2 separate regions of the Homo sapiens genome follow, and region 2 is linked to region 1. A link is a contact called in ENCODE Hi-C or POLR2A ChIA-PET data. All regions are on one chromosome and are shown on one strand. The core of a region is the stretch at or near the end of the contact, and the rest is flanking DNA. Distances in the headings are between cores, read along the strand shown. Region 1 overlaps BCKDHB (branched chain keto acid dehydrogenase E1 subunit beta). Region 2 overlaps BCKDHB (branched chain keto acid dehydrogenase E1 subunit beta).

Region 1 (3,388 bases), core at 32-2,531:
AACTGAACAAGAAAATCCTGATACGTTATGTAACTACGTACAACTCTCAGAAAGAACGCTGCCTATTCTCTGATCCTGTACTTCCCTGGAACATGGAGATATTCTAGGGAAAATGAAACGTGGGATGGAAAAAACAACAGCAGTGGCACTATACTGCTACAAGACAATTTAAACAGTGGAAGACTGTGCAGTAACTTGGCTGTTGCTCCCTTAGTAAAATGAATACTGTGCAGCTTAGGATCACTCAGACTGGTAAAATTGGGAACAAATTTTACTGAAATTTTACTTTACTGAAATCTTTCAATGTAATGGGAGTTTAAGCTGAGCCATGAACTACCTTCTACTTCATGCTTTAAGAAAGAAAGAGGGTGAGCTAGAAATGAGCGTGAATTAAGTTAATCTGGCCAGAAATGAATGAAGGGAATGCTTCATTGAGACTATTTGGCTCAAATTCTGCTTACAAGTGTCTAAGAGATATCAGAAGAGGCTGGGTAGGTTGGAAGTTCCCAAGATCCAGGTTCCCCTCCCGATTCACCTTCATCAAACTGCAGGATGAATTCAGTCATTACAGAGAACACAACTAGTGCATTAAATGTATGTCAAGATATCAAACTTTCTCTTTTCATATAAACAGTTATGCATTGTAATCAGAGTTGTAACTTTCTCTGACATATTGTATACTATAAAAGCTAAAAAGTTCTTGGACAGAAACTTTGCAGAATCTTTATTTGACAAAAGAAAAAGTGCCTTCTTCATGCAAATACCTAAGTTGCCTTACTGGACTTATGAATTTGTTAAGAACACGATAAGTTTTCCTTTTCAGGTCCATCCTATCAATGCTTAATTTAGATCTGAATAAATCCAGTGGGCTTATGCCATTTAATATGCTGTATTTCTGCCGTTGAATACAGAATTAAGATGTTCCTGAAGTGATTTTGAGTTTCCTTTTGAGTTTTGAGGAACATCCACTTTTTTAAAGAAAGAAATGCTCAAATTCATTGTCTATAGGATATTGATTAAGGATATACTACTAGGTTTGTGTGTTTCCTTTTGGCTTAGAAACAAGTTTCTTTGTTTCTGCTAGACTCCAAGCTGGCAAAGACCAGAAAACAGAAAAGATGGGTTAAATGAACAGCATGCCCAGAAACGGAGAAGAAATTCCTTATTACTAAAGATACTAGAGTTTCCAAGAGCCAGTATTACAGAATAAGAATCCTCTGACTAATTTATGATTGGCTAGATGCCACCACTTCTGGCTGGTGGCCAGAGGATCTAGAGGGGAAGGATGGCAGGATGCCACAAGAGAAGGTCAAGCATTTCACTGCTAAAGCCGCCTTTGGGTGTAGCTGCTCACCAGGAAACTGAAAACTTTTTGTCCAACAAGCTTCACAAGTGATTTCTTAGCACATGACATTTGCCAACCTTTACCTAACTGATCCTTCATCAACTCTGCCAATCAAAGCAACTGAGAAATCTCATCTATGTTAAATGGGAACAGAAAACAAAGCACTGTGCTCTAATTCTCTATGACTTTTGCATAGGCAGTCTCACTCAACAAATATCTGGCAAATGACATTAATACTGTCCTCCACGTAGAGCTGTTTTTATTGGCTCCTCCTAGTCTGACTGGAAAATAACTTTTCCTAGTGAACTTTATGATTATGTGACTTTATAACTGCATTAAAGGTGATAACAGTGGATTTCCAAGACAGAATTAGAGGCACAGAATGTATTGCTGTGTAATAACCTACACATTTAGATTCAAACTTCCTGAGACAGTTAAGTGACTTCAGGTAAGTGACAATATCAACTCAATGTCTGAGCACAGTGTCAACGTGAAGTTGCCATACAGCTGCTATGGCTATCACACATGCAACTCCTAGAAAGAGGAGCAGTTGAAATTTAACGGACTTTGTGATCTGTTTTAAGATGAACAAAACAGGATGGGAGAATCCAAGCATCCCCAGATATTGACCAATCTGAACTGCTCCATAAAATTGTTATACTGATCCTTTTTCAGCCCTGATAATTTTAGGAATCTAAATTGTCTGTATTTATTGATACTCTTCACTGGATTTCTTTTTAATTTTGAGAAATTTGGTAGAAATGTTACACTGATAATCTCCCAGACTTCTGAGAAATTGAAATCAAGGAATATGCGGCACTGTTTGAAAGAGAAAAAAATTTTTTCATAACTGGACTGATCTAAGCTAATCTAAGAATCTCCAAAATAGCAGTGGCAGCAGGCCCATTTTTAATTCCTTCACTGCATGTGGTTTTTCTTTAGAAAAGAAAAATGACTCTGACAAAAGATAAATAAACTTAATAGTCTTAAAGTTAGGTCAAAGAAACACAAAAGCAAAATGTTTTTCAATACTCCTCCTCCCCCAACACAGCCAATATTGCAGCATGGTAATCAAAAGCATGAATAGAGAGAGTCAGAGTAAGCACTACTGTATTTTTCAAATGTGTAAAAATCCCCAACTTTGTATTATTTTTATATGTTTTTATTCCCATTCCTGTGTCCCAAAGGGACTCCTATGGCCTTCTAAAAGGTATTATTAGATCTGAAAGAAAAGTGCTAAATATATAGCTATAGTACTTAATAGTTCTATGTTCTACTCTACCTTTACGTATGGGTCAGCTATACCTAGGAATGGCAGCAAGTCACACATTACCTGACATTCAACCTGAGCAATAATAGATAGACAGTATTTATAACTCATATTAGGATTAACATAATTCATCTTTTTAGTGGATAACATTATATGTTAAACTCTCTTAAAATTTCAATATATATTTGTATTTTATTTGATTTTATAATCTAACACTTATTACTCAATAAAATAAATTTCAACTACGTACATAGATTTCCTCAAGATCTATGGTTGAAATGGGAAGTTTAAAGCAAAAGAACAGGCTTGTAATCCAAAAATTATATCTGAATCAAAAAACAAGCAACTCCAAATACATAAGAAATGAAAATTCACTGGTCTTGATGTGCAAAAATTAGAAACTGAGCTGTCAAAAATAAAACAATTAAAATATCTAGGGTGTACTCATTCAAGAAATTCTAAATACTGAAGGGAAAAAAATGTCTGGGTTCCTCCCCCTGTTAAAGGCACCAGTCTAGAAGAGAATTTTCAGAAGACTAAGAATCAGGTTTGGGAAACTAATTTAGCAACATCTTTCATATTACGTGGATGTGTGGCTTGAGGATGTGGATGTCATATTTGATAATGAAAATATAAAACAAAGATCTTTTACTTTTCTAATACATATTGTTCTTAATAAAATACACATGGTCTCATTTTCTAATTCTTGTGATGCTTAAAAGATACATGAATCAATTTTATACTTTCTGACAATAATTATCTATAATCCCATT
Region 2 (3,249 bases), core at 654-3,153, 39 kb before region 1:
CCAAGTATCTACTGTCTGTCTTCAAGAGACTCACTTAACACCTAAGGACTCACATAAACTTAAGGTAAAGGGATGGAGAAAGATATTTCATGCAAATGGAAACCAAAGCTAGCAGGAGTAGGTATTCTCAGACAAAACAGACTTTAAAGCAACAACAATTTAAAAAGTCAAAGGGGGATATTACATAATGATAAAAGGACTACTCCAACAGGAAAATATCACAATCCTAAATAATATGCATCTAACACTGGAGCTCCCAAATTTATAAAACAATTACTACCAGATGAATAAGTTGAAACTTATTTGCACACCAAAACCTGCACATGGATGTTTACAGCAACTTTATTCATAACTGTCAAAACTTAGAAGCAACCAAGATACCTTTCTGCAGGTGAATGAATAAATAAACTGTGTTACTTCCAAACAATGGAGTATTATTCAGCATTAAATAGAAATGAGTTATCAAGCCATGAAAAGACATGGAGGAATCTTAAATACATAGTACTAAGTGAAGGAAGCCAATCTGAAAAGGTTTCATACTGCATAATTCCAATTATATGACATTCTGGAAAAGATAAAACTATGGATACAATAAAGCTATCAGTGTTTGCCAGGGGTTGAAGTGAGGGGAGACAAACAGATGAAGCACAGAAAATTTCTAGGACAGTGGAAATACTCTGCAAGATATTATAGTGGTAGATACATGTCATCATACAACCCACAGAAGGTACAACACTAAGAGTGAACACTGATGTAAACCATGGACTTTGAGTGATGACAATGTGTTAACATAGGTCATCAATTGTAAAAAATGTACAACTCTGATGGGGATGTTGGCAATGGGGAAGGCTATGCTTGTTTGAGGTCAGTGGGTATGTGGAAAATCTCCATGTCTATCTCTCAATTTTGCTGTGAATCTAAAATTGCTCTTAAAAAATAACTCTTAATTAAAAAACGGCAAATTCTGATACACAAGTGAATAAAAACACAAGGTTTTCACTCTTACAATTGCCAAGTTAAATGTCTGACAAATATTTCCTGTTTTCATTTTTAGATTTTAGTAACAGTTACTTTATTGAGTCTTGCCGCCCCACAGTACCTGTGGTAATGATTCCCTATCCTTCCATAGTTTTTCATTAACTGCTGTTTAGACACACAGCATCTGGCTTCGTCAATCATGCATTACTCAGGGCTAAATTGAATATATGGGGCTTAGAGAAAGCAAGAAAGGGATTAAGAGATACAGGTTGTAGAATATTTACAATAAAGAACACAAGCGTAATTTTCTTCTTCTACATACACATATATATACAAGCAGAGATGTTTTCTTCAACATTTTTTAAAATAACCAGAATTTAGAAACAATTCGTTGTTCCATAATAGGGAAAGGATACATGTGAAGGTACATGTGAAGAAATTTTATGACTATAAAATGAATACGGTTTTATGAATATAAAAACCAGCTAAGCCTATGTGAATAGATACAGAAATATATCAAAAATATATTGGTAAAAAAAGCAAGTTATACAATATTTGTAACATGCTCTTATTTGTATTATTTGTGTGTGTACATTTTATACACTCACATACTTGACTAAATGGATAGAAAATAATTTGCAAAGCAAGTTACAAAACAATGTTTATAATACAATATTTTTATGTTACACATACAAAATCTGTTTACATGGAAGTAAATGTATTCTATATATTCACATATGTATGTAAATATAAAAGCACAGAAAAAGGCTTAAGGAAAGGAGTTCAAAGTGAGCCAGTAGGAAAAGGGAACTTTCACTATATTATGCTATATAGTTCTGTGATGCTGGAACTTTTTACAAAGAAAACACATGACTCATGGTATTAAAATTTTATTCAGGAACAAAAATAAATCACTCTACCACATAGCTTAAGCTTAGTCATTGAGAATGTAAATACCTTAAAGCTAATGATCAAAAATAGATATCTGCTTACGGTCAAACTTAGCCTGAAAAGTGAATAATATTAAAAATATACCATAGCATAAGAAAATCCCACTGGGTCCTATTCCATGAATAGTTCAGTTTATTAACTCAGTCACAGAAGATATACAAACAAATTCAAAGGCAATTGCACTGTCAGTTGACTGAACACCTTTTGATTCTTCCTGCTACTCAATACTAAGTCAGGGCCTTCTCATCACAAAATAGAATAATTGCCTATTAGCTGAAGTCCTGCCGGCTTTAGATATCTGGAACTGTAGATTTACAAGAAATGCTACCATGCGATTTTAAGAACAAAATAGAAATCTACTTGACCACTTCATAGAAGAAATATGAAATAAACAAACATGACTTGTAATCAAATGGAAACTGAAATAAATTAATAATATACGTTTAAAAGTATAGATAAAACAGTCTTACAGTATATAAAACAAAAAGTCAACAGTAGTTAGAGGATGGACTTATGAGTTCCTTTTATCTTTGTTTGTACTTTTCAGTACAAACATATATAAAAGATTAAGCAATAGACAGAATCCAAATCTCCCTGTATTCACACCCTTCTGCAATATGAGTAGGCATCTTTTCCCATGAAGAGATGGTGTCTATTTGTCCTCCTCTTCAACTTGGGCTGACTTTGTGACTTATTTTGGCCAACATACTATGGCAGAAGTGACAGTATGTCAACTCCAAGCCTATGCTTCAAGGGCCTTACAACCTCTGCTTCCACCAGGTGAACAAGCTTGAGCCAGCCCGCAGGGTGATAAAGGGACAGATAGACCAAAGCCTATCAGCCACAACTGGTGAAATAGCCCAACTAAAATCAGCAAATCCAACCCACACCTGACCTACAACTGACTATAGACCTATGAGGAAGCCTAGACAAGACCAGAATTGCTGAGCTGTGACCGGCCTAAATGCTGACCTGCAGATGAGCTATATAAAGAACATTGTTGACTTAGCCACTGAGTTTCAGGAGTGGCCTGTTAAGCATCGATGGCTGACAGTCAGAGTATGTGTTACCTTTATAATGAGAAAAATAAATATTTTTAAGAAAATAAGGTAAGCCATTGTAAACCAATGCCTTAATTATAATATTGTGTACAACAAAATAAAATTATCTGATTTTCAGCAGTTGTATACATTTTTAATTTAAAAAGAAGAAATTAAATAAACTCAAGAGGGTATCAGAACTACCTCACTGTAGTTAAGGATCCAGCTGACATTTAGCAAACCTAATTGTCTTAGTCCACTTCGTTTTGCTAGGACAGAA

What was found. A loop is a pair of places that touch in the nucleus more often than their neighbours do. ChIA-PET counts read pairs that join two places held with the same protein, here RNA polymerase II (POLR2A). Pooled maps may share reads with other maps.
Region 2: a loop to region 1 is called in a pooled map, with 2.1 times the contacts of the local background. The contact joins two enhancer-like sites. A Hi-C loop is called at or near these places in 6 of 168 maps with a recorded cell type or tissue (Right ventricle myocardium inferior, heart left ventricle and heart right ventricle), 1 of 37 single-sample maps with no recorded cell type and 8 of 50 pooled maps. POLR2A ChIA-PET finds 5 or more read pairs at or near these places in 2 of 52 experiments (BJ and OCI-LY7).

Annotation. Positions count from the first base shown.
Region 1 is chr6:80,141,669-80,145,056 of GRCh38, reverse strand. The region is part of intron 3 of BCKDHB (branched chain keto acid dehydrogenase E1 subunit beta); the gene reads right to left. Among named protein-coding and RNA genes, the nearest start is that of BCKDHB, 37 kb to the right of the region's middle. Within about 2 kb of position 1,281, at least 8 of the 41 ENCODE cell types and tissues checked have a DNase peak (open chromatin) inside an H3K27ac peak, as active enhancers do.
Region 2 is chr6:80,181,130-80,184,378 of GRCh38, reverse strand. The region is part of intron 6 of BCKDHB (branched chain keto acid dehydrogenase E1 subunit beta); the gene reads right to left. Among named protein-coding and RNA genes, the nearest start is that of BCKDHB, 76 kb to the right of the region's middle. Within about 2 kb of position 1,903, at least 2 of the 41 ENCODE cell types and tissues checked have a DNase peak (open chromatin) inside an H3K27ac peak, as active enhancers do.